Regions from separate parts of the Homo sapiens genome. Here region 1 is linked to region 2. A link is a loop called in an ENCODE intact Hi-C map of the cell type or tissue named here. Cell type or tissue: breast epithelium. All regions are shown on one strand. Links, peaks and the distances in the headings refer to the core of each region. The heading gives the core; the rest is flanking DNA.

Region 1 (15,370 bases), core at 3,849-11,848, 880 kb before region 2:
ATCATGTTGCATAGCAGAAGCGTAACTTTGAGTTCTGTGAAAAATGCATTTAAAATACCTCTCTAAAGAACAGAAATAGAGGCCTGGCATGGTGGCTCATGTCTGTAATCTCAGCACTTTGGGAGGCTGAGGTGGGAGGATTACTTGAGGCCAGCCTGGGCCTCAAGTAGAGATTCTGTCTCTACAAAATAAAAAAAAATTAACCAGGCATGGTGGCACATGCCTGTAGTTGCAGCTACTTGGGAGGCTAGGGTGGGAGGACTGTTTGAGCCTAGGAGGTCAAGGCTGCAGTGAGCTATGATGGTGCCACTGCACTCTAGCCTGGATGACAAAGCAAGACCCTGTCTCAAAAAAAAAAAAAAAAAGAAAAGAAATGGAGTGTGTCACTTCCAAACTGGCAGAGCTTGGAATGATACAAAATTGTCATAGAGAGAAATCAGTGAATACTGTCTAAAACCAAAATTAAAAAAAAAATCAATAAATAGCAACATAAGCAGGTTAGAGATATGGAAAAAATTACTAAGATAATCAGTTAAAAAAGGGTTGAGAATGGTTAATTCTGGGGAACAGAAAATGATGATAATAGGAGTGGTCAGAGTTTTTATTACAGTCTTATACAATCTATTTGATTTTCAAACTATGTATAAGTCTGATAAAAATAAAAGCTATATTTGCAAAAAGTTGAATGACAAACAAGGGTAAATGTCTGCAGTGCCTGATAAAAATGTTTAGCATCCTTAACACATAAAGAACTTTTTCAAATCCCTAAGATGTACCCCTTGTAGACAAAGAACATGAATGTGCAATTCACAAAAGGAAATATATAAGTGGAGAATAAATACATGAAAGCATTGTTGAAAAGCATGGAAATACAAACCCAAACTAGAAAAGACCTTTTACATTACTTTTGTATTTTTGTGTATCAAATTGGCAAAGACTTAAGAATAATATCTAATGTCATCACAGGTACTTTCATACGATATTGGTAAAAATACAATTAACACAGTCCTTTTGGTGAGGAATTTGGCAATCCATTGCAAAAGCATTAAAAATAGGCATATATTTTGGCCCAAGAATTCCATTTCTGGAAATCAGTTCTAAGGAAATTATTAGGAAGGGTGCAAAGTTTCGGGTATAAGGAAGTTTATCACAGAATTGTTTATAATAATGAAAAGTGGAAACAACCTAAATTTCTACAATAGGGAGGTGGTTAACTTAATTATGAGATAACATTTTAAAGGATTGACCAAAATACATTGTTGATACAGTTTTTCTTATGTATTATGCTCACACTATACTGTCAAATGCAAACATAAATTATAAAATAGTATGTATCATATGATTCCATGTTATTAAAAATATATCTATGACAAATTGTCTCCTAAGAAAAAGAACAAAAATGGTTGGTATCTTGATAAAAGGATCCCAGGTCTACGGACCTGGAGAAGCCACTTAGGAATGGGCTTTCTGGGGTCCCCAGATGGCCTCCTAAGGTAGGTGAAGTCTGTAGACCTTTAATAGAAAGTTGGCTCATGCAACTTGCTACTAACAAAGTGTGTAGGTAGGAGTTCCAGTGACATTTCTGAAACATAATGTAAGCATGTGAGTGGCTTTTGATGGCATAGCTGAAAGACTGATGAGTTTCCTTGTGCCTCAGCTGCTCTGCCCCTGGATGCCTAACTACACTCAGTAACAGTCATGGCCATAACTGGTAGCCCATGACCACCTCTGCAGAGCAGCTAGACACCAAATACACCCTTGGTTAGTGCAGCCACTGCTGGGCCCTGCTGGCCCCAAAGAGCTGCCTTCTGTGGTTACACCTCCACTTCTCCTTAGTCAGTGGGTACCAAAGTCGCCTGCACTGGTGAGAAACTACTGCTTTCCGTGTCTCTAGAAATTCAATTCTTAATAAGAGAGGCAGTGGGGGAATACACAGACTGTGGTTCAAGTCAGACCATGTAGGTTAGACTTCTGGCTCCACCTCTTTCATACCCTATGATCTTAAGTGAGATCCTTAATTGCTTCATGCCCCAGCTTGCCTTCTGTAAAATGAGGATATTAACAGCATCTCCCTCACTGGGTTGTTGTGAAAACCAATGGAATGTAGACATGTAAGAGCTTAGAAAGAGTGCCTGGTACACAGTGAATGCTACATATGTCATAGCTATTAAATGGATTTAGGGTTGTCAACTTTTAAGAAATAGATTTGGGTGGATGACCTTGGCAGGCACTGCTAATCAATCAAAGCTCAGTGTCCTAACCCTTCTTCAGGTAGTGGACCACAGCCCATACCAGAGTGGCCCCAGGCTCCCAAGCCCTCTTGGAAGCTAGGAATCCACTCTGACAAAAGCACTGAGGCTAGACAAATGGCTGCAGGAACAGTTTGGGCCTCGCTGAATTCCACTCCACGACACCTCTCCTAGGAGGTATAGGGAGAGCTTAGGACGCACAGCGTGAGACCTGGGACCACCTCCAGCACAGCAAGCTCTTGAAGTCACTGGCCTGGTACCCCAAAAGAACAATATCCCACTGTCCCCTATTGAACTCCGGGTACCCCTCTATCTCTCTTATTGCCTACTAACTCTTCCTTGGAAAGGGATTAATAAACCACATAGCTGGAGCAGGCAACACCCCCAGCCCACCCCTACTGCCACTGGAGGTCTTGTTTGACTGTGAACATCCAAGCGCTTTACACCATTCCAGGTGGCATCGCAGTGGGGACAATGGGTCAAATGCTAAAATATGTACTGAAGTCCAATGACTGATCCTTTCTGAAGCCCTGAGTTCATCAGGGCCACTGTGGATGAATTCTGTTTAGGGCATGGCTCCCTATTCAGCACCTGTGTACACCCTGAGTAGGAGAGTAATTTGGAATAAACCTGCCACATGGAGGGCGAGGTGTCAAAGAACCTGCTCTTATTCTTGGTGGAGAAGAGAAACGGCCCTGGAGAAATGGAAAGGAGACGGGATTCCTCAAGCTTCAGAGCCTGGGCCCAATGAAGTCAGGAGTAAGGAGAAGAGGCTGTGCCCCCTCAGACATTCATGGGGTGGGAGGGGGCACCCTGGAGGCTTAGTAGGCTGGTGCTGTGCACCTCACCCAGGCCAGCTTCGCAGATGGTCAGAGACAATCATTCAAACCCCATTCACACCAACCCTCCTCATATTGGAGATTAGACATCCCATTTCTCAGGTATCTTTTGAGCTGAAAATACCATCCTTCCCTCTGTACTTAGCCCCCTGTGCTGGGCCATAACTTTCCCTTGTACCATGAATGGAGATTAAATTAACAAGAGCGTTTTATTGCTTGCTTTGCCTGTTTTTTTTTTCCTCCTAATTGACAACTTCCACTTCTGTAGCGTCTTAATGTTCCAAAACATCTGTTTGTGAACCAGCATCATCAGGGATGCTAGCACAGCCCAAGAATAGGATTTCCTAATTAGCAGCTGCTACAGAGTCAACTCCTTGCCACCCCCCACTCCCTGCCAGTGATTTGGGGCTTTTCAGTTTGCATTGTTTCTGAGCAGTGGAGTGAGTAGGAGCATACAGGGAGTGTGCTGTCTTATCCAAAGAGGTAATTTCCTCCTGGAGGGTCCACCCCACCCCCACACCTCAGCCTCAACCCCCGCAGCGGGCCAAATGACAAGCGCTGCCAGCTACAAGCTTCTGGGGCACACAATTGAAGAACAAGCCCTTTATTTTCTTTTCCCTCCATTTGGATTCAGATTTCACTAACATCTATTTAGGGCTTACCACGTGCTAAACATTTTCACATGCATTATCTCATTAATACCCTGTCAAGCGGGTATTATTATCCTCATATAGCACATGGGGAAACTGAGGGTCAGAAAGATTAAGTGATTGTTCCAGGTCACGCACTCACTAGCAGTACAGACACAGTCTGAACCTAGGGCTCATTCCATCACACTCCAGCTTATTCCATGAGGCTTTAAGGCACTGGCCAAAAGAACAGAGCCAAAAAAAAAAAAAACAACAAAAAAAAACAAGTCCCCCACAAAAAGCCAAACTGCAGCTTGAAACACAACTGTGCTGACCTTGTTTCTCTCTAAGAGGAATGAAATGGTGCCTATCACACGGGCTTTGGAATCAGACAGACTTGATTTGACAACAGCTGCACATTATTAGCTGGAAGACTGAGCAAGAGGACTTCTAGATCAGCTTCTAACTCAGAGAGGATTTTTACGCATAACGAAAAGAATAAGAGAGAAAGAGTGGAGCCATAACGGAGAATGAGCTTGAGGAACAAGAAAAGTCTGTTTTTGATATGTGACGTTTGGGGTGATGTTACAACTTCCAAGGGAAAATGTCTGGCAGACAGTTAAAGATTTGGGACCGTTGATTAGGAGAAAGGACAGGATATGACATACGAAGGGAAAAATCAAGGATCAAGGACTGATTCCCGGGAAAACTTGAATGTAGAGACAGGAGAAGAGCCAGTGACAGAGACGCAGATGACAAGGGAAGGATAGGACAAAATTAAAGGTAGGAGCCAGTGAAGAGGAAGGCAGTGAGACCAGCCCTACAGAAAGTCCCTAGGTCTTTCTAGGGTGTCGCCTGGTAGAAGAAAGATGAAGGTCATATTGCTCAAAAGGGAGCGGTTCCAGAACAGTAAGACACTGATGCTCAGCTGTGGAATTGCCCGTTCCTGCCTCCCCGGTAGAGCATTCCTGGGATCCTCAATTTGGGGACTGGTGGACCACAATCAAATGAAAATATAACATTGTCTTAGATACCAGCAATGGATCCTTATACCTATGAGAGTGGGTTTCTTTGTCATTTTAAAACATTTTCCTAAAATTTAATTGTTCACACAGGGAGGGGAGAAAACAGGCTTTTTTTTTTTTAAAGGACTTTTAGCACCCTCCTTTAAAATTCCCCTTTGAGTATGATGGATGGCCACAGACTGAAGAGGGGCAGACTACTGTTCACAGGTCCTTTCCAGGAGAATGAATCTGTGCTTCTCTTCCCACAGATCAAATTAAGAAAAAAATTCCCATGCATTTTACAATCGACAAAGCACTTTTCACAGGATAATTTCATGGCCTAAATTATCCCTTTAGATTCTGACCCTCTGAGTGGCAGGCAGGAGGGTAATTCTTGCCCTATTTTACAGAAGTGGAGACTGAGGCTCAGTACATAAGTCACCTGCCCAGGTTAACCCAGAAAATAGGTGGCAGAGCAGAGACTAGAGCCCAGCTCCTTCATTCCAGTGTCTTTCCTAACTGACCACTTTCAAATGAAAACCAGTGAAGATTGAGCAGAGAGAAGCTCTTGCTAAACTGATTTCCGGCGTGTGGCAAGCTCTACTGACTAGCATCCATACTGCTTTACATCCTTCATTCTGGCCAAAGTTACCTGGATTGTCTCTGGTGCCCCCATCCCTCTCCAAAGGTGACCACTACCCTTAGGGACCATAGCAACCAAATAACCTGACCTTCACAGGACTGAGGTCCAAGAGGTATAGTAACAGTTTCAAATCTGCAATACACCAATGAGTAGCATTTATAAATTCAAAAAATATTTACTTTCATACCCATTAGGAAGGCTATTATCAAAAAGGAAGAATGGAAAAGAAATGCTGGCGAGGATATGGAGAACTCAGAACACTCCCGCAGTGCTGGTGGGAATGTAAGATGGTGCAGCCACTGTGGAAAACAGTATGGCGGTTCCTCAAAACCTTAAGAGTTATGAGTTGATCCAGCAATCCCACTTCTGGGTCTATATGCAAAAGAATTGAAAGCAGGAACTCAAACAGACACTTATGCACCCATTTTCATAGCAGGATTATTCACAACAGCTAAAAGATGAAAGCAACCCAGCTGTCTATCAGTAGATGAAAGGATAAACAAAATGTGGTATATACGTACAATGGGATATTATTCAGCCTTCAAAATGAGGGAAATTCTAACACATGCTACAACATGGGTAAACCCTAAAAACATGATGGTAAGTGAAATAAGCCAGCCACAAAAGGACAAATATTACATGATTCCACTTTCATGAGGTATCAAGAATAGGCAAAATCACAGAGACAGAAAGCGGAATAAAGGTTTATCAGGGGCTGGAAGCAGGGAGGAACAAGAAGTTATTATTTAATGAGTTTCTATTTGGGATGATGAAAAATTTCAGTAAACAGATGGTGACGATGATTGCAACAACATTGTGATTGTACTCAATGCCACTGAACTGTATACTTAAAAATGGTTAAAATGGTAAATTTTATGTTGTGCATATTTTACTACAATAAGAAATGTATGTATTTACTAGGCCAAACGCAGTGGCTCATGCCTGTAATCCCAGCAATTTGGGAGGCCGAGGCGGGTGGATCACTTGAGGTTAGGAGTTCGAGACCAGCCTGGCCAACATGGCAAAACCCTGTCTGTATTAAAACTACAAAAATTAGCCAGGCATGGTGGCACATGTCTGTAATCTCAGCTACTCAGGAGGCTGAGGTACAAGAATCACTTGAACCTGGGAGGCGGAGGTTTCAGTGAGCCGAGATCATGCCACTGCACTCCAGCCTGGGTGACAGAGCAAGACTCTTGTCTCAAAAAAAATAAAAAAATAAAAAAGTATGTATTTACTGAGCACCAACCATAAGCAAGACACTGTGAGGGTTACACGGATGAATCAGGTATAGAATCTACCTCAAGGAGTTCCAGGAGAGCTGGACCATGTTAATAAGTCCCTATGATGCTTCTGGGGTGTGAGAACGGGCCCCCCAGGGGTAGACACTGAGACTGTGCCTGGGAGTTTGGAAGGGGCAAGGTTAGGATTAGAAACTCATCCTCCCTTCCACGGCTGCCAGTCCCAGTCCCCTTCAGACAGCAGGGGCCCTTCCCCTGCAGGCCCTCTTTGCCTCATACCTTCCACCAAGGGTCCTCCGGATGAGGGGGATTTCAGGCCGGTGGCCAGCAGCGGGATATTCTGGGACATGCAAGAACCTTGGGGGCCTGTGGGAAGGTGGCTGCAGCCTCCCCAGAAAAGCAGCCGCCCACTCAGCGAGGCCACTCTGGGCTGTGTTTTGAAATGCTGCTGCGGATGTAATGATTTTGGGTGGAGGACGTTTAGAAGCCAAATGAGTTTGTGTGAACAAAAGACTCAGCCCTCGATCTGGACTGTCCAGGGCTCTCAGGGAGTTTCGTTTCCTTCCTTGTTCTTGCTCTGAAAGAAGCAGCCCTAAGAAAAATCAAGCATGTTGGAAAGTGCTAGACATGAGATTTGACGATCAGATTTTTAAAACGCTTCCCCTGCAAGCGCTCTAGCGATGAAGAAAGTAAAATCTACCTCCCCTCCCTGTGAGGGGTCGGCTCTTGTTCAGCTGAGCATTCTCTCCGGGTGACAGACGTCTGCTGGACTGAACCCAGACCCAGGGGAGGCCTGGCCTGGAGCTCCCAAGTCAGGGTCAGCCTTCCAGAAATAGAACTGGCTCTGAGGTGGCCTCGGGCATGAAGGAGGGATACAGCCTATCCCAGCAGGAGTGAAAGATGAAGGACCTTGGAGTGACCTCAAGCTCTTTGCTTTAAAAGGAATTCTATAGGTTTTTTTTTTTCCAAGGCCTTGAGGAAAAGTCCTAGGGTCAAAGGTCAGAAGATTCCCAGTTGGTTAAATAAGTGAACAAAAAGGCTTTCTGCAGGGAGGAAAGGGGGTCTACCTTGTTTCTAGGGGCACCTTCCTTGCTGCCTCCATTTTCTTTGCCCCTCTCATCCTTTGACAAATAAACATCCAACACAGTGGCTGAAGAGGAGGCTCTTTGGTAAAGGGGGAGTTTCTAGAAAGAAGTTGAAGCTGGTAGCTCCCAGTCCCCTCTGGACGCGAAGGCCAAGGGTGCCAGCGGGGTGGTGCGGGCCTTCCGGGTCTCCTGTGTTGTCACCGTCACATTTGATCACACCCAGAGAGGAAGCTGGGTGGCAGGGCTCCACCAAAGGAGACCTGCCAGGTTAGCGAAACAATAAAAAGGCGAGGAAAAACATCCTGGTTCCGAGGAGGAAGAGGGGGGAGAGGCGGGTGCAGGAGGGGCGGGAGGAAACGGGCCTGCTCCCAGGGGTGTGCACACTGGGCAGCCCGGCCTGGGCCCGGGCCCCGGTGTCCACACAGCTGGCGGCTGACTTTCAGAAGCTCTGCAGTTAATTTACTCGACAGACCTCTGTGAAGTGGCCCAGGACTCTGAGGAAATCATAGAAACATCATTTGTCTGGAGCGTTGACGACTGCTAGAAAATGGAGCCGTGGAGTGATGTTTCAGCACCAAGGGCTCTGAGGCCTGTGCTGGCTGATGGGAGGGAGCTCCAGGGCCTCCGAGGGGAGAAGCTAAAATCTAGTTAAGGGAGAAATGTAAAGTCTGCTAATGCGTTTTGTAAATCAAGATTAGGAAACCTGACATTCTATTCAAATATAACCAGTATTTCAAAAAATCAGTTGTATGCCATAGCCATTTAAGAAAGATAAAACAGAGAAAGAGGAAGCAAGGACGGGGGCTGAAAAGAGAAATAAGACAAAAAGAAATAAAGTTAAGGAATTTTTTCAAAAGACATACCAGAGCAGGACAATAGTAATGATTATTATTGTTATATTGCAGCCAAAACGTAGGTAGCATCCACTCCATGCCAGCCACTGTGCTAAGCATTTCACATAGACTGTCTCAATCCATCCTCACGACAGCCTTATGAGGTCCTCCCGTTATTATCCCTACTTTTCTGATAAGGAAACTGAGGTGTAGTGAGATTAAGTAATTTGTCCAAGGTTACACAGCAAATAGTAAAACTGGATCCAAACCCAGGTCCGTCTGACTGCAATGAAAATCCAGTTTAAAAAAAATACAGAAATAGAGAAAGAATGAAATAAGAAAGGGCAAAACTAAGACTGAGCGCTCCAGAGAAAGGGTAACATGTACTGAAAGCAAAAGCCAGAAAGGACAGAGCTAGGCTTCCTCCTTGTGGGCTTCGGGGATGTCTCACTAAGGACACTGGGATCCAAACTGCAATTTCCTGACACAAACAGGGATATGACATCTTGATGTCCTATGTAACTCACTGTCCAAATGGAATTCAGCGCTCTGATACGATTTAGAAGAAAGGGAGGAAGCAAGGATGGGAGGAAGGGAGAGAGAGGAGTCCATGCTGATTTCATGTAAGTAAGAAAAGGTGGCAAGAGACGAAGATGATGGTTTGAGTGCATTATTGGGAGATTAGTGGGACCATTAGCAAGCAAAGGGAGGTCAGGTCTTAGAGGAGGAAGAGATGATGTGTTTGCATTTATAACTGTTACCTGTTGGTTTAAAGTGAAGCTCACTAAACCTGTGCGAATGCTGGCAGATGGCTGAAGGCACAGAACTGGACTGTAGTTGGAAGCACCCACTCGGAGAAAACAGGGAACTGCCTTTGTCCCACAGTTCTCTCTACCTAGACTGTCCTACTTCCTTCCCCTCGGCCTCCTGGCAAAATCAGCTCAGAGATCACCCCTTCCAAGAAGTATTCCCCAGAGACAACTCTCTCCCTCTGGACTATTTTATCTTGTTACACAATTCTAGCTTATTCTCTCGCAATCCTAGGTCTCTTATGAGAGACTGTGGCTCATAGCAGGTGCTCCATAAATGTTCACTGAACCGAGGGGGAGGCAGAAGGTCAAGGGTAGAGCTGTGAAGGACATCCCACCTGGTGGGAGGCAGAAGAGATGGGAAAGCGTTAGCCATGGCAATCACAGACAGATGACAGGACAGAGACGAACAACTGAAAAGGCTATTGAGATTTCTCAGCAATGTTCTCCCTTTCTCCAACTCCTCTCCAATTTTCCACTCATCCTTCCATGTCTACCTCTTCCTGATGCCTGACTCTCTTAGAGACATAACGCCTGATGTGTTCCCGGGAAGCATTCATGACCAACACGTACACAGCACATGCATGTTTACAAAGCGCGTCCATGTGGATCAGCTCCATTCATCCTTCCAACAACACTGAAGTCAACAAAACAGTTATCGTCTCCATTTTACATATACGGAAGCAGGTACAGAAGTTAAATGACTTGCCCAAGGTCATGGCCAGTTCACTATATCACAACTAAAACATTGCTCTGTCCAGTTACAAGTGCTTTCACAGTCATAATTATATTTGCTCCTCCTCAAAAACCTTGTTAGGAGCAGGAAAGTCTTTATTATCCTCATTTTTAATATGAGGAAATTAAGGCCTAGGGACATTAGGCAGCTATCCAATGCCACAGAGGCAGAAAGCAGAAGGGGTTAAGCACAGTTCCTCCAACCCCCGCCAGAGCTCCACGGCATCTCTCCCCAACTCTGCTAGCAGCTACAGCCAGTAGCACTCCATTACCATAAAGCATGACTGTACTAGAAATAATTCCTAACAAACCACAAGAATTCCCCTACCCAAGTGAGTATGGTCCTCTTCAAAGAGGTCCCAATAAGACAATACTTATTCCATCAATACTGTTATTGCTCAAACCATTTTCTAAAATTTGCTACTTTTCTTTTTTCATATATATGTATATGTATATATATATATACACATACACACACACACACACACACACACACACACACACACATATATATTTTTTTAATTATACAGATGAGGTCTCACTATGTTGCCTAGGCTGGTCTTGAATGCCTGGCCTCAAGCAATTCTCCTGCCTCAGCTCCCAAAGTGCTGGGTTTACAAGTGTGAGCCACTGTGCCCGACCCAACTGGCTAGTTTTCAATAGAGCCTGCAGAATATTGTTCTCTTGAGTTTCCTGAATAATGATACATTTCCATCCCTTGATAATGATGTTGGATTATTTTGGAAACACAAAACTTCAAAGACGATCTGATGAAAGATGCAGTAGATAGAGATCCGCAACCCCATTTTCAATCCAGGAGGTTTGCTGCAAGAAACACAAGGGAGTTGCTCATGTGGCTCACACACACTCTGAAGGTGGCTCTCAACTCCTTCAAACACTTGTGAAGCACGTATTGATAACCCCCAAAGGTTCTGATTTGAAGAACACTCATTGACCACAGAGGTCCAAGTGTGACTGATTTTCAAAGGCTTCTTATTTTGTGGTCACACCTGGCATACTGCTTTTATTCAATCCTAATAGCTTTCTATGCGTTCATCTGGTCTCCTCAGATGACCATAGGTGAGGGCTGTTGCACTTGGTTTTTCTGACTTCAAATCATGAAAGTTGGCTCTTTCCTCTCCATGTTTAAGGCTAAGAAGCAAGAGAGAGTTCTAGGGATACCAAGGGGTGAGGTTGGCAGGGGTCCAACGAGGGGAAGACCAGTTAACAGAGGTCTTTGGAACATGGACTTGAACCCTAGGCAGGGAGCTTGCCCACTGTCCAGTAAAATGCCTGGAAGGCAAGGTGCGATGGGAGGGTTGCTGTCAACACAATGACCAGTGTAAATGGGCACTGGTTTCAGTAGCATCATCATTGCTAGTATTTCTAGAGCTCTCTTGCCCAGGCATCAAGCCGTCTACTTTACAGGTGTTATCTGCACCTCTCCATTCTGCGCAGGGCTCTTTCTACTAATAGCCCATTTGACAGATGATAAACTGACCGCACAGAGAGGCTAAATAACCTACCACAGTCCTACAGCTGGCAAGTGGCACTGCTAGGGTTTGAATTGAGACTGTCTGACGCTTCCAAGCCGGGACCTCTGTGGTCTGTGACTGCAACACCAGCAGGGCTCTCGTCTACACCCTGGCAAAAGATGATCCCTGAAAAAGTCTCACCACATGGCCATAATAAAGGTCCTAGTGGCCAGGGAGGTTGCAGGAGTGAAACCCGTCCCCAAGTTGAAGCTGTTTCCATCTCCTATCACCCAGAAAAGGAAAATGGAGTGGTTTTCAATTCTAGCCCAACATATGATAATCACTAGTCACAGCCCTGCACTAGGAACCTCCCTCCAGATGACAAGCAGGTGTCTCTCTCCTGCCTCTTGCTACTCCTTCCTCCAATTTGATTCTTCAGTTCCAAGGTGGAACTGCAGGGCCACCTGAAGAGCTTCACCTTGGCCTCTGCCCTCTTCTTGTCACTTTTCTTCCTCCCCTATCTTCATTTCCCAGCCTATCAGAGACATCAAGAAGAAACTTGTCAACTTATCAAATCCATTTCTTTGCCTTCAGCACCTTCTCTGCACAGATAGATGGGGGCTCCTGTTATTCAGGGTCTTCAGTGAGGTCAGATCCTCCCTCAAGTCCCCCGAGACATCCCAGGAATTGGGATTGAAGTCTTGTCTGCCTCCCATGCCATCTGACCTGTAAGCTTTCCTCAAAAACGTTTACATGACATGAAAGCTAGAATGAAGTTCAAGTACCTCAGAGCTAAAATATTAAGCAAAAGGAAACTGTCCATTTTTAATAGCCTCTAGACTTTGCAGATGGTCTTTCCAGCTCCTTAAGAGACCTTGCAACCAGAGCCCCATACCATGTGGTGGTGCAGACCCTGCTGCAGGACCCTCCACGGCACCTAGAGGAAAATCGACCTCCTTACCATGGTCCTCATGGCCCTGGGTGATCCAGACACCCTGGCCTTCCTTCTTGCCAATCCTGAGACAAGGCAAGCTGGGTCCTGCCTTAGATCATCTGCCCTGGCTGCTCCCCCTGCCTGGAAGGCTCTTGCTGCTATAGGCAGGGGGATGCCATGTGCCAAGTCTCCAAGACAGGAATGAGTTTGGCATGTATTAACAACTGTCTGGTGTAAGTGGAGAGCAGAGCAAGAGAAGGTGAGAGAGGTGGCCAGTCAGATCCTGCAGGCCTCATATTCCAATTTAGGGGGTCTGGATTTTATTCTAAGTACAACGCAAAGCTCTTTGAGGGTGTTAAGCCTCCGAGTAAGGTGACCTGAGTTACATTTTAAGAAGATCACTCTGGCTTCTGTGAGTACAGATTAGAGAGAGAGCATAAGTGGATGCAAACAACAGAAAAGAGCAGTGGGGAGGAAGAGAGCAGATTCACCATGTATTCTGGAAACAGGATCACCTGGAGTTGCCAAAAAAGAATCACGGTAGTGGGTGAGGAAAGGAGAGGAATGGAGGGTGACTTCTAGGCTTCTAGCTTAAGGAACTAGGTGCATGTTGTTGCTAACTGCCGACATGGGAAGAGGCAGGAGTTGACACAGGGTTAGGGGATGAGAATCAAGGATTCTGATTCTCTCTGATTTTCCTCTTTTATTTCACCATCAAACTTTGCCACAGACAGGCCTTCCATGCCTATCATACGGTAGGCAGGCTTCTTCCTGCACTTTTAGGAGTCCCACTAAACAGTTCAGAATGGAGGCCAGAGGCCTTTCCCCAGACCTCATTCTCCCCAGTCTCCCTCTGCCTTTTAACTTGGATAGTTTCCAGATGAGAGGACAAATCAAGACAGAAAGCAGAAATATGTTAACTTACATGGACCTTCACAGACCTCCACATATGATGCATAAACCATGCTATATTCAGATTATCTGCCAATCCACAGCCAACCTGCAAGCCACCCCCACCTCTCATTGCGCCCTCATGCCGGGCTGGCATCCCTTCCTCCCCACCATCCATACTGGATGTTCTCCACCTGACTGGAGCTGATTTCCTCTTCCTCCGTGGCTTTAACTACTGCCCCTCAGGGCTGAATCTGGCCCCGGCCTCCCTCTAGTTCAGTTCCACATTCTCAACCATCCACAGAATACTTCCAAGGGGACATGCAGTCTTTACACTGAACGGCTGAAACTGAAGGAGCCCCTTTAAAAGCAAAGAGCTCCTCTCCATTCTGTCCCATCATCCCCGTGGCCAGGCAGTCTACTACTCCAGCCTTACTCTTTTAAGTGGCCCTTGCATCTCTCCCTTTCAATTTCCACTACCTCCACTCTAACCCATGCTCTGTCCTCAGTCTTTCCTCCCAACACATCAATACGATGCCCACCAGCATTCCAGTGTCTCTTAAACAACTACGGGGCTGTAGTGAGGGCAGATATGTATGTGGTTCATCTATGAGGCCCCAGCTCCAAGCAGAAATGAACAAGCTAATTATGCTTTCCCTGTTCAGAAGCCATCAGGGGCTCCTTGGTGTGGATGGGATGAAAACAAACACCTTAACAGGCCTCTAAAGCCCTCCACAATCAGGTCTAATCCTCCTTTCCAGTCTTGTCTTCAATGACTAGTTGATTTGGGAGCCTAACTGGCCTCTTCAAGTCCTTTTCTCCAGCCTTACTGACTGTTGATCACCTCCCTTTTGAAAAGTCTTGGGCTTTTCAATATTTGGGATTTTGTGGATGCCATTCATCCACCAACTCTCTTTTTTTTTTTTTTTTTTTGAGATGAAGTCTCACTTTGTTGCCCAAGCTAGAGTGTAGTGGTGTACTCTCGGCTAACTGCAACCTCCGGCTCCCAGGTTCAAGCGATTCTCATGCCTCAGCCTCCTGAGTAGCTGGGATTACAGGCACATGCCACCATGCCCAGCTAATTTTTGTATTTTGAGTAGAGACAGGGTTTCACCATGTTGGCCAGGCTGGTCTGGAACTCCTGACCTCAAGTGATCCACCCGACTTGGCCTCCCAAAGTGCTGAGATTACAGGCGTGAGCCATCATGCCCAGCCCATCCTCCACCTCCCTGTCTATCCACATCCCAGTCAACTTTCAAAGTTAAATCAACTCCCCCCTTTCCCACTGAAGTCTCCCTGGACTATCCAGCCCCCAGTGGTCTCCACGTCTGCATGCAGCAGCCCATTTCCACCCTCACCATTCCTTTGGTCAGTATGATCTCCTGTGGCATTTCTTCAGTTGTGAATCACTCATGCATCGTTATTTCGCTTTTTACAATCTTGATGTGTGTGCTCCAACAAGACTGAATGTTCCCTGGGGGCATCACAGACAGGCACTGCAACCTCATCACCTCACACGGCTCTTCCACATAGCAAGGCTTCTGTAAATATATCTTGATTTACAAATCAGTCCAATGTGACACAAATAGAGGCATCTGCCACACTCCAACAAAAGAAGAGTGAAAAAACAGGATAGAAATGTCTTTGTTTCTGTCTATGCCTGATGAATGGTGAGTGGGTAGAAGAGAGCATAGATGTTCAAATGAAAGCAATTTGACAGCATCTGCATGGAGTACCATTTAACCTCGCCTCCTACTGGGCAGGTATTCATAACAACTGCCTCACAATGTCAGCCACTGCTCCACGTTCCCAGGAGAGGGCCCATTAAGAAAGTCACCAATTCATTTCAGCTTGGCTTATAATTAATGCAGCAACCTCTGGCATCAATAACCTATGGATTGGCATATGAGTAGGGCATAATTTACAATCTCTATATAAAATGTCATTTTAAAGACTTGTGGTCTTGTCTCAGGTAATTTCAAACAAAATTTTTAAAAAATTTT
Region 2 (15,370 bases), core at 3,866-11,865:
AATGCTGCCACAGCCTGTGCCACTGCAGTGGAAGCATTTTTAGGAAACGGGTTATATCTTCAGACAAACTTCAGATGCATGGGGCCAGAATGCTGTGTCCATCTACATACATCTTTGCTGAGAGATGGGGTAGCCTGGAGTTTGCCCTCTGTTGTGTTGGCTTGAAGCTCATAGGAGACTTAAGACGGGCTCTCGAGCAACCAATGTTCTGTCCTTTGCTGTAGACTGTGAAGCATCCTGTGTGTGTGACGCACCCGCCGTCAGTCAAGTATGCCCGGTGCTTTCTCTCAGAACTCATCAAAAAGGTCAGTTATGGGCAGTGTCTGCCCAGTAGCCAGACAGCATAGCCACCTGCGTGCTAGAGCCCCCATCCTTCCCAGGCCCTGGGCCTGCTTTGCAAACCCCAGCATGGCAGGGGCCTCCCCAGGCGACTGGCTGCAGCCACGTGTGACCCATGGGAGACAGTGCAGGGCGGGAAGAAGGGGAGGTCAGCGTCTCTCCCTCACTCTGCCTCCTGGGGTTTCCGCAGCAGCTGCTTCTCTGGGGCCCCAGCTCCCAGCATATGGATTCTCATTCCTACCAGGCTGGCCCAGCCCACAGCACTGGAACCCTCACCCACACCCTCTGTCCTGCCCGCCGAAGGGTTTGGAGTTTCCTGCTCTTGTCTGTCTCTGGGTTGCCCCATGGGCCCCTCTTGGAAGGTTTAGCTCTTGCCATACCTTTGGAACTAGTTCCTCTGGTGAATTCTCTGCATTGATCCTGCTAGAATGAGCTCTTTCCTGACTGATACAGGATGGATTTTATTTTTTACTTCTTTATTTTTTTGAGACAGTCTCACTGTGTTGCCCAGGCTGGATTACCGTAGCACAGTCTCGGCTCCCTGAAACCTCTGCCTCCTGGGTTCAAGCAACTGTCGTGCCTAGCCTCCTAAGAAGCTGGGACTACAGGCACATGCCACCATGCCTGGCTAATTTTTGTATTTTTAGTAGAGACAGAGTTTCACCATTTTGGCCAGGCTGGTCTCGAACTCCTGACCTCAGGTGGTCCGCCTGCCTCGGCCTCCCATTGTGCTGGGATTACAGGCATGAGCCACCGCACCTGGCCTAGGGTGGATTTTAAAGATGGGCCCAAACATGCAGGGTTCGACATAAGGATGTCGAGAGGCCGTTCCTCAGTAGGCAGTAGCAGACCTGCTGAGTGAAAGGGCCACACTTTTAGCAAATAAACAATCCCCTGCTTCTCCAATACCTGCTTTCTCCCTAGTCCTCCCCAAAAGGGTGCATCTGTGGTCACCAGCAGGTCTGCCCTGTGCCACCAGGAGAGGGCAGCAGTCACCCAGTATACCCTGCTGCTGCCCTGTGAATTTTAGGATGGGGCCAGCCCTGGAGAAGCAGCCTGCTGACAGCCACAGCCTGCAGCATGGGCCGCCCTCACAGTTCTGCCTGGGCTCACTTAAAAGCACCTTTTGTTTTCCTGCTCTCTGTCATGGTCATGTGGCAGCTCTCACGGAATCCTTGTCTCCTGCCCTAAACTACACCTAACTCTACCCTCTCAACACCTCTCATTGAAGGCCCTCCCATCCAGGTTTCCCTACCAAGTGAATTTTTTTTTTAGAGACAAGGTCTCTTGCCCAGGCTGTCCTCGAACTCCTGGGCTCAAGCAGTCCTCCCATGTCAGCCTCTAGAGTAGCTGGGACTATTCGGCACACACCACCACGCCCAACGAAGTGAATATTTTATATGCCAGCTGGCCGGTATTACACCATTCCATCCCAAATCTCCCCTCCAAACTTGGTGAAAATCATCTGGCCATTTTTACAGATTAGAACGAAAGCAAACAAGCTCTCACTCTGTCTGCCCCCAGCACGAGGCTGTCCACACGGAGCCTTTGGACGAGCTGTATGAGGTGCTGGTGGAGACCCTGATGGCCAAGGAGTCCACTCAGGGCCACTGGAGCTATTTGCTGGTATGAGAAGGGTACCCTCCTCCCCCTCACAGCCCAGATACCCTTCCTGCACAGACAAAGTGAAAACGTGGGTGTGGGTTCAAATCCTGACTCACCCATTCTGCAGTCTTAGACATGAGGTCCATCAACCTTCTTTAGCCTCAGTTTCCCTGTCTGTAAATCAAGCACTGCAACAACAACAGCATGTCTCATGGGGTCGTTGGGCATTTGTCCAATAGGTGACACACTCTACCTGCTTCACAAGGACCTGGTGCCCAGTCCTCAAAGAATACTTGGCAGGTTCAGGCGTGATGGCTCATGCCTGTAATCCCAGCACTTTGGGAGGCTGAGGCGGGTGGATCACCTGAGGTCAGGAGTTTGAGACCAGCCTGGCCAACATGGTGAAACTCTGTCTTTACTAAAAATACAAAAATTAGCGGGGTGTGGTAGTGGGCGCCTGTAATCCCAGCTACTCGGGAGGCTGAGGCAGGAGAACCTCTTGAAACCGGGAGGTGGAGGTTGTAGTGAGCCAAGATCGCGCCATTGCACTCCTGCCTGGGCAAAGAGAGTGAAACTCTGTCTAAAAAAAAAGTAGAAAAATTAGCCAGACATGGTGGCACATGTCTGTAGTCGTACCTACTTGGGCGGCTGAGGCAGGAGAATTGCTTGAACCCAGGAGGCAGAGGTTGCAGTGAGCCAAGATTGTGCCACTGACTCCAGCCTGGGGAACAGAGCTCAAAAAAAATAAGATAAAACATAGATACAGAAAACCACAAAGGAAAAACATAGCATATTGAATCATCACAAGGCAGCCACCCCTTCATAGCCACACCTGGCCCCTGGCCACCACTGACCTGTGCTCCATCGCCAGAATTCCATTGTCTCAGGAATGTTCAATGAATGGAATCCTGTGTGGCCTGAGGTGAGTGTCTTTCATGCCACGTGACACCCTTGAGGCCTGTACAAGCTGTTGGCATGTCAACAGTTAGCTGCTTCTCATTGCTGAGTGGCGATTGGTCCTGTCATGGTTTATTCAGCCATGTGGTGGATGGCTACTTGTCTTCTAAGCCACTTGCCTTCTGATTGCTGGAATGACTCTCTCGCCCTCTCTTGGTGCAGCCCTCAGGAGGCTCAGTCACACTCTCCTAGAGCACAGCCATCATCTCCCAGGCATCACAGGCCTGGTCACATGGGATGCTACCCTCTACCTTGCAGAATGGGCCATCGAGAACCCGGCAGCCTTCACTCATAGGTGACCTTGGGGTGCAGGGCAGGGGACCGAGGCAGGCTTACCCTGGTGCAGTCGCAGACATGGTCCCCTTTCCTCCCGCCAGGACTGTCCTAGAGCTTGGCAGTGGTGCTGGCCTCACAGCCCTGGCCATCTGCAAGATGTGCCGCCCCCGGGCATACATCTTCAGCGACTGTCACAGCCGGGTCCTCAAACAGCTCCGAGGGAATGTCCTTCTCAATGGCCTCTCATTAGAGGCAGACATCACTGCCAACTTAGCCCCAGAGTGACAGTGGCCCAGCTGGACTGGGACATCGCGATGGTCCATCAGCTCTCTGCCATCCAGCCAGATGTTGTCATTGCAGCAGGTAATGCCCAGCCCCGGGCACCCTGTGCAGGCGGTGTCCTTGCAGCTCTACCCAGCTCTTGGCTCTGGGAAAAGGGAACAATGGATGCTATCGGGCATGGACATGATGGAACTTCCAGAAGAGTTACTCTGGGCCTCCAGGGTGACATCAAAGGACAGGGGTGCCTCTTAAGGTGACCTTCAAGCCACAGCCCTCTTGTTGGAGACAGGCATACTCCCGTTACAGTCGTCACCACATGGCTCTGTCCCAGAGCCATGCTTGTGTCTTTCAGAGACCACAGGAGGAAAACAACCACTTCTGGGATGAGGACAGGGCCCTTGAGAGAAGGTGGTGTTTGGCTGGGCCGCCAAAAACCCCTCGCCCCTGCCAGCACACTCAGTCTCCTCTCTGGTCGAACAGAGCTGTGCCTGTTGTCCTGGGTCCCAGCCCTGAAAACCACAGGTCCAGCGGTGGCCAGGGACACAGGCCCACCCCTGCAAGCCAGCAGACAAATCGGCAGACGCCTGAAACACGAAGTTCATGGCAGGGTCAGGCTTTGTGTCATTCACAGCCCTCTAGATAGGCTGAGAACCAGAGCTCGTTTTTTAAGGAACACCAGTGAGTCTGGAGATTTTTTTCTTTTGCTTCGGTCTTTTGCAGCTTTCTCTACTAAGGGTTCTCCTTTTTCACCCAAGTAATTGCCTTTCCATCTAATGGCCAAAATGGTCAAATGGCATCTAATAGTCTCATATGACCACTGCCTCTCTGGCTCGCCCTGCTGCTGAGGTCAGCATGACCTGGGACTGTCCGCTGGTCCCTTTCAGTAACCTGAAACTTTCACCGTAGACGTGCTGTATTGCCCAGAAGCCATCGTGTTGCTGGTCGGGGTCCTGCTGAGGCTGGCTGCCTGCCGGGAGCACCAGCGGGCTCCTGAGGTCTATGTGGCCTTTACTGTCCGCAACCCAGAGACATGCCAGCTGTTCACCACCGAGCTAGGTGAGCCCCCATGCCCACCCGGGCCTGCATGGTCCCCGAGCTGTCCCTGCGGGACTCCAGTGGAAGTGAAAGAACTGGGGGCTGGGGAAAAGCTAGGATGCCCCACACTCCCACACCATGCGGGGAACTAGGGCAGAGGCCGGTGAGCAGGGTGGGCTCGGGGCTGGGGGCTTGTGGCAGGAGGAGGGCAGCTCAGCACAGGGAGGGAGGATCTGAGCCCAGCAGCCCTACTGTGTGCTTCAGAGCAGGGTTCCCTAAGCCCTTGGGCCTCAGTTTCCTCATCTATAAAATGGAGGTGGTGGGAGGGGCAGTCGGGGTCAGGGCTGGACACAGCTGTGGCCTGCAGGACGCTGGAACACAGGCTGTACGGGCGGATCCACCATGCCACTGTCCTGAGCACCCAGTTGATGGAAGACGAGCAGGGTGACTATAGAGAAGGGGAATTGACCCCGTAGTGGGCCAGCCACTGTCCTCAGACCTGACATTTGTCAGCCCCCAGCACCTGTGAGAGTGTGCTATCATTGTCCCATCTCACCGACAAAGACACTAGGACACACAGAGGCTAAGCAACCCCCGAGCTCCCACAGACTGCAGCCCGGCCACCTGGCTCTCGTGCCTCCACACTACACCCAAGCCCCCCATTGCCACCAGCCTTTGCCCCAGCTCCCCCTGAGCACAGCCCCTCCTGGCAGCCATGTGCACAGATGCACGCGCAGGAGCCTCTGCCTGCACACACAGACACGGGTCCAATGCCTGTCCACGTGGGGCAGCCCGTTAACTACAGAGCCAACAAACAAGCCAGCACACGAAGACACACTAGGTTCCATGACAGAGTCCCTCACAACCTCGCACAGGAGGCTGGCCGGGCGCGGGGCTCAGGCCTGTCATCCCAGCAGTTTAGGAGGCTAAGGCAGGAGGACTTCTTGACACCAGGAGTTCAAGACCAACCTGGGCAATATAGTGGGACCCCATCTCCACAAAACATACAGAAACTAGCCGGGCATGGTTGCGCACACCTGTAGTCCCAGCTACTCGGGAGGCTGAGGTGGGAGGATGGCTTGAGCCCAGGAGGTGGAGGCTGCAGTGAGCCCTGATCTCACCACTGCACTCTAGCCTAGGCAACAGAGCAAGACCCTGTCTCAAAAAGGCAAAAAAAAAAAAAAAAAAAGGAAGTTTTTCTTCAGATACTTACGTGAAAAAATACCTGCAATATCTTTTAAGTGAAAAAAACAGTGCCAAGCAGCACACATAGTAGAAGCCCCCACCCACCTTTTTTTTTTTTTTTTTTTTTTGAAACAGAGTCTGGCTTTGTATTGCCCAGGCTGGAGTGCAGTGGTGCCATCTCGGCCCACTGCAACCTCCCACCTCCCAGGTTCAAGCTATCCTCCCATCTCAGCCTCCTGAGTAGCTGGGACTACAGGTGCGTGCTACCACGCCTGGCTAATTTTTGTATTTTTTGTAGAGTCGAGGTTTCGCCATGTTGGCCAGGCTGGTCTTGAACTCTTGACCTCAAGCGATCTGCTGCCTCAGCCTCCCAAAGTGTTAGGATTACAGGCATGAGCTACTGCACCCAGCCCCATTTTTGTTTAAAAAATAATAATAATCACCCACACATGGTTATGAGTACCTATATTCCCAACTACTCAGGAGGCTGAGGCGGGAGGATGGCTTAAGCCCAGGAGTTTGTGGCCCCCTTGAGCAACATAGCAAGACTTCATCTCAAAAAAAAATTATCACAATAATCATTTTCACATAAGTATACCTATAGGGGAAAACCTGGAATATATATAGAGCAGGCTTGTCCAACCTGCGGCCCAACACAAATCTGTAAACTTTCTTAAAACAGTATGAGGTTTTTTTGTGATTTTTTTTTCTTTTAGCTCACCAGCTATTGCTAGCATTAGTGTATTTTATGTGTGGCCCAAGGCGATTCTTCTTCTTCCAGTGTGGTGCAGGGAGGCCAAAAGATTGGACATCCCTGATATACACGTTAACAGGTGCCATCCTTGGATGGCAGGATTATAGAGACTTCTACACGTTCATGTCTGTACTATTTCATTTTTATAAATACGCATTTTCCACTCGTAACAAAAAACTGTGACTGAAAATCATCCCGGGCCACAGTGTCTCATGCCTGTAATCCCAACACTGTAAGAGGCTGAGGCTTTGGGAGGCTGAGGTGAGGGGATCACTTAAGGTCAAGAGTTCAAGACCAGCCTGGCCAACACGGTGAAACCCCATCTCTACTAAAAACACAAAAATTAGCCAGGCGTGGTGGTGCATGCCTATAATCCCAGCTACTTGGGAGACTGAGGCAGGAGAATCACCTGGGAGGCATTGCAGTGAGCTGAGATTGCACCACTGCACTCCAGCCTGGGGAACAGAGTAAAACTCTGTCTAAAAAAAAATAATAAAAGAGGCTGAGGCAGGAGCATCACTTGAGGCCATGAATTCAGGACCCCATCTCTACAAAATAAAAAAATTACTAGCATGGTGGCACACACCTGTCATCCCAGCTACTCAGGAAATGGGAGGATTGCTAGAGCCCAGGAGTCGAGGCTGTAGTGAGCAATGACTGTGCCACTGCACTCCAGCCTGGGTGACAAAACAAGATCGTATCTCAAAAAAAAAAAAAAAAAAAAGGATCATTCTGGCTAACGGCTCTTCAGACATCTGTGCTTATGAGAACACCAGCCCCTTCTAAGCTGTGTGTGTGTGTGTGTGTGTGTGTGTCTGTGTGTGATTTTTTTTTTTTGAGATGGAGTCTCACTCTGTCACTCAGGCTCGAGTGCAGTGGCACAATCTCGGCTCACTGCAACCTCCGCTTCCTGGGTTCAGGCAATTCTCCTGCCTCAGCCTCCCAAGTAGCTGGAATTACAGGCACCCGCCATCGTGCCTAGCTAATTTTTGTATTTTTGTAGAGATGGGTTTTACCATGTTGGCCAGGCTGGTCTCGAACTCCTGAACTAAAGTGATCCACCCGCCTTGGCCTCCCAAACTGTTGGGATTACAGGTGTGAGCCACTGTGCCTGGCCGCTTTCTAAGCTTTGTGAAGAGTGGGTTGACGGAGCAGCCAGGTAGATGTGGGTTCAGATCTCTGCTTCTGTCCTGCTGTGCCAAGTGCTGGGGCAGATGCGGGTAGAGAGTGGACAGCGGCATGGTGCCCGCTGCTAGCCATTTCTATGCAAAACCAGATTTCTGGTCCCATCCTGGAGGCCAATTCTAGGCACCTGGGTGGGCCTGGGAACCTGTGAACCAAGTAAACTGACTTGGACACCGCCCCCCCACCCCGCCAGGCCTGTCCTAGCAGCCCCACACAATACGCTCATGTCCTGTCCCCAAACACTGCCATCCTGAAACACATGTGCTCTGTTTCCAGGCCAGGCCAGGATCAGATGGGAAGTGGAACCTCGTCATGACCAGAAACTGTTTCCCTATGAAGAGCACTTGGAGATGGCAATGCTGAACCTCACACTGTAGGACTCACACACGACTCCAATGGGATTGTGAGAATCAAGTCACTCTCAAGGGAAGAGGTTTCATATGGGAAAGCTGATAAAACTTTCACTGGACTGGAATGTTTGGAGAATGTTAATTTCCAAATCAGGAACTACAAACTGCCCTCTAATAAGACATCGGCTATCTAAGCGTGTGGGTGCTCCCTTTCTGCCAGCAGTTCTGGTTCTTAAGGAAATCGCCATCACTCAGACATGAAAACTCTGGCTCCAAAAATAGCATTTTCTTTGTGCAAATAAAAACGTGTGTATCAAGTATGTGGACACACTCGGTTCCTCACAAAGCCAAGCCTGCTGCAGCTGCCACATCCCTGGACACACTTGGTTCCTCACAAAGCCAAGACTGCTGCAGCTGCCACATCCGCGGACACACTCAGTTCTTCACAAAGCCAAGCCCGCTGCAGCTGCCACATCCCTGGGCTTACGATGCAGCAGGTGCTTTTTTCAAGACAGGAATCAAAATGTTAGGAACACGGCAGAAAGGTGACACCTGGAGACCAAACGCAGGATAAGGAGTACTGCAGAGGTCACAGGGAAGTCACAGAACAGTAATACGCTAGCAGGGGCATGGGGCATGAAGAACAGAAGAAGAGAGGAAGTGTTTCCGAGCCTCCGGAAAAGAAATCAGAGCCAAGCACAGCTTCCCGGGTCACAGAACCAATTCATTCACCAGGCGGCACCACTGCCGTCATTTCAGCTTCTGGCCACTGGGAGGCGCTGCTCAAAAGGGTTTGCCCTGAGACTCCGAGAAGAAGCTGCGGGAAGGACAGCAGGGGTCCCGGGGTTTTAGCCTCTGGCCCAGGAGTTGTATGTCCATAACCAAAGGGAGCACAGTCTGCACCCAGCTCTCATCCCATCGGAGCTGCTGCGACTCCCGCAGGTTCTTCCAAAACTGGTTTAGCTTGCCTGCAGGATCAGGAAAGTTTGAGAAAAGCATCTGCAAAAAAATAAAGAGCAGAGCTTACCTCATTGCCTGTCCCCACCCCATCCCAGGTCACCACCTGGCTGACCCCAGGTCCCCGACCCAACAACAACCCCTCCCAAGTTCCTAACTCTCTCACTTGGACTCGAGACTCTTCACGCCCCAGCAGCGCTCCGCCTCCAACTTGACATCATGCTTTCTGGAAACTTCCCCGTATGTCCCACTTTCCCACACTTGGTGCCCTGGAGCACCTCCCGGCCTCTAACGTGCTGTATGTTCCCCTGCGAGCACCCTCCTCTTGGCCTCTGGCCAAGTCCCACCCATCTGTGGGTAACAAGGGGGTGTCGGTGTTCTTTTCAGCCTTGCTAAACTCTCTGAATCAAGGATCACAAACTACAGCCTGCAGGCCAAATCCAGCCCACAGCCTGTGTTTGTAAATAAAGTTTTATTGGAACAAAGCCACACCCCTTAATCTACAGATGATCTGTGGCTACTTTCACACCACAACAGAGTACCATGGTTCTGACAGAGACTGGGGGACCCAGTCTAAATGACTTCTGACCTGGACCTTTACTGAAAATCCTGCCAATCATTCTGTTGGCAAGAATGATGTATTACTTTTAGCAATAAGAAACAAGTAACCTTTGCAGAATTCCACCCATCTTTCAAGGCTGGTCCCAGAAGCTCCCTTTGCCCGCCCACCTACCTGATCCTGATCACTTCCTAAACTGCAGCCCGGCCCACCTGGCTCCAGCATCATTTGTGGAGTCTCAGCTCCATAAATCCAGAGGGCAGGTGGGGGTGTGTCCTAACTTTCCCGAGCCTACTGTACCGAAACGGGACAGCAGAGTGGGCCGGCCTCTGTGACCTCTGCTCCCTCCCTAGCTTTTCCGCCAGATCCCACATGGTCCCACCCTGGCTGTGGGAAGCAGGGATCAGGGAGTGTGGCTCAGTGCCAGTCTCCAGAACCCTCCCCACCCTGGCGTGGTGGCAGATGTGGCTACCTGCAGAGCTGCCAGTTCCTCTGAGTCCTCAAAGACCAGGCCATTTTCTTCATGTTTCACCAGCTCATGTAAACTGCAGAGAGAACCAAGGGAGCCTGAGAGCTGCCTGGAGAAGACACCAGACCCCTGGGGTGCCCACCTGGGCTCCCCCCACCACCGCATGCTCAAGCCAGTCTGGGGGTTGGAACAGGGGGTGTGGTTTCCAGGAGCTGGTTCTTAGACTTGGCATCTGAAGGGTATAAAGGCCTGGGGGGGTGCACATCAAAATGGACAAACTGATTTGAGGAGGGAGCCTTAAGGAGGGTTTGTACCTTCTGTGCTGGATGCTCTTCAAGGACTGAAGAATTATTTTTGCATGTTTTTCTTAATTCCATGGCCATGGAACAAGTAAAGACAACACCCTGGGGACTGGCTCAGCACATAAAAGATGACTTTTCTAGGGCACCAGGTTTGATCCCGACATTTCCTGAGCTCAGTTCACATGAGGGGCTCACATCCCTGAATCCCATCCAGGAGCCAGCTCCTGAGCAGGGGCCAAGGGCTCAGCTTGTGCTGGGGCTACTGCTTCTAGAATCTCCTCTAACGCCGCCCTTCCAAACAGCCATCTATGCTGGGTGGAGTGAGGCCACAGCATGACAATCGTTTAACTGATTCAAACCCACCAGGTGAGCTTGGCCAAAAGGGACATGGTGGGAGAGAAAGAAACAAAGAAAACCATGTAAGCCTGCAGGCAATTCCCGCCAATTCTACTCTAGGAGCAAAAGCCCCGAGTGGAGTTCTAGTATTTGGGATGCTTTTCTTTCATACTAGGTTGGTGCAGAAGTAATTGCCACCTTTAATGGCAAAAACCGTGATTACTTTTGTACCAACCTAAATATAACATGAGCTCTAAATGGAAGCAACTACTTCAGTGAGGCTCAGCCCAGCCACAGTAACCGCAGGGCTCCTCCTCGTGGCCTCCAGTGTGTGCTGGACTGACCGAGGGGCAGGGCCTCACTGTGGGCAGCTCGCTCTGCACTGTTTCCTCCTCAGCGGTGGATCTGTGAAGCTATCCCCAGAAAGATTCGGGTTCTGCTCCTACCACTTGAAGTTCACGGCACACACAGGCAAACAGCACCCGAACATGTCCACCACCTTCATGGGCAGGTCCAGGCCACTGGAGGACATGTGCAGACAGACACCCAGGTCCACCGACCCTGCTAGGCAAGAGGGGTGCAGTCAGAGCGCTGGTCTCTGCCCTGGGAACACAAATCTTCCCAGCACAGTGAGGCAACATCCCGAGGGGAGTGAAAATCGGATAAGACCCCCGACAGCCCCAAGCACAAGTGGCTTAAGCTGGCCAAGCAGCCACATAGCCTGGCTGGGACATCTGAAAATGTAAGTTGACACTTTTTCTACTTAACCACAATTTATTTTTGTTGTTGTTGTTTTGGTTTGTTTCCTTTTGAGACAGAGTCTCACTCTGTTACCCAGGCTGGAGTGCAGTGGCACAATCTCAGCTCACTGCAACCTCCACCTCCCAGGTTCACCTCCCGTATGTAATCCCAGCATTTTGGGAGCCCAAGGCGGGCAGATCACCTGAGGTCAGGAGTTCAAGACCAGCCTGGCCAACATGGTGAAACCCTGTTTCTACTAAAAATACAAAAATTAGCTGAGTGTGGTGGGCCCCTGTAGTCCCAGCTACTCGGGAGGCTAAGGCATGAGAATTGTTTGAATGTGAGAGGCGGAGGTTGCAGTGAGCAAAGATCACACCACTGCACCCCAGCCTGGGCGACAGAGACTCTGTCTCAAAAAAAAAGAAAAAAAGAAAAAAAGACACCAATGACGTAACAACAACAAAAAAAAAAGATGCTTGGGAACTACTGAAAAAGTAGAAAGCTTGGTATCTACAGATTCAAATCTGGGCTCCCTGCCCTGCTGTGAAACCCTCTGAGCCTCAGTTTCCCCCATGTCAAGCAGTATAAGACCCTATAGCAGAGAGCTGCAGTGAAGATTAAGGAGACAAGATCGTGGGAAGCACAGGGTAAAGGCTGTGTGCCCCTCCCCCTCCACCATCCCCCAACCAAACAGACACCCAGGGTCCTAGGCGGTACCTGTTATCACACAGACAAGAGAAGGAAGGTTGTGTCCATCAAGAGTAAGTTGTTCAAACTCTGTGTTTAAAAAAAGAAACAATTCTACATGGAATTTCTGATAGAATTTCTTTTTTTTTTTCTTCTGACAGACTCTTGCTCTGTCACCCAGGCTGGAATGCAGTGGCGTGATCTCAGCTCACTGCAACCTCTGCCTCCTGGGTTCAAGTAATTCCCGTGCATCAGCCTCCCAAGTAGCTGGGATTACAGGCGCCCACCACCATACCCAGCTAATTTTTGTATTTTTAGTAGAGACAGGTTTTGCCATGTTGGCCTCGAACTCCTGACCTCAGGTAATCTGCCTGCCGCGGGCTCCCAGAGTTCTAGGATTACAGGTGTGAGCCACCATGCCCATTCAGAAAAAACGTTTTAAATAAACAGTAGCCAGAGTCACCTGGTCAGGTGGAGAAAGAGCACTGCTCTGGTGGGGAGGCCACCAGCCTCTGTGAGATACTCTCCTGGAGGGGGCATTTCAGCCTGAGGGCCTGGTCACTCAATGACCCAACTGAGGATTCAGGGCGGCCCACCTCCACCACCCCTGCTGTCCCCAGGCTGCCCCACCCAGTGGCCGGGGACAGCAACATGCTGCAGGCCAGGCAAGCAGCTCACAGCTCAGTGGCCCCCGACAAGCCCGGAGCTCCTCACCGCAGCTACACATCTACTTTCTAAAGCTGCCAGCAGGATGGAGAAGTCTTCATCCTCTATGAGAAGAGAATTGAATATCAGGGGCCTGTTTCTAGACACCCCTCTTCCAGCTCACATGCCCTCCCCTTCTCATTGAGACTGTGGTGGGGTGGGGGCATGCAGGACTGGTAGGGGTGAGGAGAACACAGGTTGGCCAGGTGCCCGTCACACCAACCCCAAGTGTTCCAGGGGTCGTGCAGACCTGTCCAGCCCGTGCTGCTGACCAGCAGGGCTGGCCACTCGCGGAGATGCATCACCAGCCTGCTCCCAGCATCCAGCTCCATGAAGGCCGACCGCTCCATGGCTGCGTCCTCAGGTTCTGAGCTGAAAGAGCAGGAAAAAAGCCTGTGAGAGGCCACAGAGCAGGCCCAGGACCCAGGACGGGCATCTCCTGCCGTGGCAAGGCCTGCAGGCTCCCAAAGGTTGGGGTGCCCGGCCACATCAGCAGCACCAGGCCACCCCTGCCATCCGAGGCCTGGGCTTGCTTTCTCTAATATTGTTGCTGGGTGCTAAGGTTACAACAGCAAACAAGACTGACTCATTCCTTTTCTCCACGGGACTTACTGTCTTGTCATCCCCTGGACTCAAGATGAGCGTGCAGGGACGCCATCCCACACCACCCCAGCTTACCCAGGGGCCCACCTTAGGGTGTGTGGACCTGCACAAAGGTCCCCTCTTTAGCCCCGTGAGACACCCCAGGGGACACACAGGTCCACAGATCTGCCACAGGCCTGGGAACCCACTGGCAGGAGAGTAAGACAGCGTAGGGGTCCACAAACATTTCTTAAAGGGCCAGAGAGTAAATACTTCAGGCTTTGCAGGCCACAGGTTCTCTGTTGCAAAACGTGATTCTGCTATTGTAGCTCAAAGGCGGCTGTAGACAACTCAGAAGGCAATGAGTGTGTTGTGTCCCAGTGAAACTTGATTTACAAAAGCAGGAGACTGGCCTGTAGCCTTAGTTTGCCAACCCCTGGATGAGTGGGTTCCCAGGTCTGCAGTGAGAAGGGGAGAGGCCAGGGCAGTGGCGAGCAGGAGAGAAGGCAGCTGAGGAGGGGAGGCCTACCAGGCCCTGAACAGAGAGTGAGTGCCACCCAGCTTCATGAAGAGCCGGTGCAGCAGGTCCAGAGGTGTCTCTTTAAAGAAAGATGCCGGCTTGTCATAGATGGTCACAGCCCTGCAATGAAATCATGGCAGGGCTATTGGGAGGGCTGAAGAAAGGCCTCAGGAATAGAGGACTCAGAGGCTCCAGGAAAAGAAGGACGCTTGGGGAATCCAAGTCTCAGACGATGACAAGAAGAAGCCTTGCAATCACTTGGGAATGCACAGGGAGACGTCCTAGGACCAAAACTGCCTGGACCCCCTGGCTGGTTGGGAAAGAAACTCTGCCCCCTCCTCTCCCGGCTTCCCCAAATTTTCCCATTATGTTGCCAAGCATTAGTCCAGCGTGGAGGCTACTTTCTGCTCAAACCACTCATTTGGGTCCCGCGCCCAACGTCACCCATCCTCAGTAAAACAACCTTTATTTCCTTCTTCCTGGTTTCCAGAAAGTTCCCCTAAAGCCCTGAGGAATCACCGAATGAAAGGGGCTTTTTACAAACAGGAAACTTAAGTGGAGTGCCAATACACAACATGGATTGCACCAGGCTAGGTCTAAGATAAAACCAGACTGTGGACAACAGGACAGATAAGACACACATGGCTCTGCACTGCCTGGGTCTGTTATTGTGTGGAGGAATGTCTTAGTCTGTTGCTCCTGTGGATGTGGCGAAAGCACGAACCAGGAGTTTTCATCCTTCATTTCATTTTCTTAATCTAGTTGTATCATCCTCTGGGTGAGCCTAGCCCACTTTAAAATGGATATTCAGATGTCAGAATGAATAGAGCAGTGTGCCTGACTTAAGTAATATCAAAATTTTAGACATGTGGAAAAGACGGAGTTGATGAAGCTACTGTTATCCAGAGACCATGACCATTCCGGGTGGTTGGTTTCGTTTCTAATGCACATCTGCTCCACCCCACCAATTGCTTTGCGCAATGTGCGGTTCTCATTACAAAGTCAACAATTCTTTATCATCTGCGTGGTCAGTCACCCTTTTGTTGTCCCTCCCTTGTAATTGTTTAATCTGGCCTCCCCTGCCACATTTCTTGGCTGCCTACTCTCCCCGCTCCTGTCAGTCAGGTTGTACTCAGGGAATGTAAATGCACAGAAAAAGTCCAGAGTCAATTAGAACTAATTAGGTGTTTTATCTGCTGCTTTGGATTATCCGTGCCCTCTATGGATACACGGCATAGGCTGGTTGAACAACCATCCCTGGATTGGGGAGCATTCTAAGACTCACACACAGCTTCCTATTGTCTGTGCTAACGGAGGTAAAGGCTGGTGTGAATGTACAACAGAGACATTTAAAAACCAAGGCATAGTTTATGCCCATTTTCATTGTACATTTTAGTGAGTGTTTACAGCTTTATATAACTGTCTGACCATCACCACAATCAAGGCATAGCATACTTTCAACATCACAAAAAGTTTTCTTGTGCCATCTCAGCCAATCTGGCCCTACCTTGGCCCCAAGCAACCACCAGTCTGCTTTCTGTCAC

The links. Hi-C counts contacts between places; a loop is a spot of excess contacts. Peaks named below come from ENCODE experiments on the same cell type or tissue, not always from the same donor. Only the 100,000 strongest peaks of a DNase experiment are listed, where the experiment ranks them.
Region 1: it touches region 2 in a loop (38-fold over the local background); 3 of 110 quality-filtered maps call a loop at or near these places.

The regions. Positions count from the first base shown.
Region 1 is chr3:125,035,862-125,051,231 of GRCh38, forward strand. All of the region lies in intron 1 of HEG1 (heart development protein with EGF like domains 1), which reads right to left. Among named protein-coding and RNA genes, the nearest start is that of HEG1, 12 kb to the right of the region's middle. RefSeq lists an enhancer at 8,012-8,525. In breast epithelium, for the core only: a CTCF peak has its summit at 10,301; a DNase peak (open chromatin) is centred at 7,964; H3K4me3 peaks cover 1,281 bases; H3K27ac peaks cover 6,705 bases.
Region 2 is chr3:125,920,601-125,935,970 of GRCh38, forward strand. It overlaps the pseudogene FAM86JP and the pseudogene ALG1L1P. Among named protein-coding and RNA genes, the nearest start is that of ROPN1B, 41 kb to the right of the region's middle. RefSeq lists enhancers at 10,591-11,091, 11,092-11,592. In breast epithelium, for the core only: a CTCF peak has its summit at 8,739 (motif pointing right); a DNase peak (open chromatin) is centred at 8,731.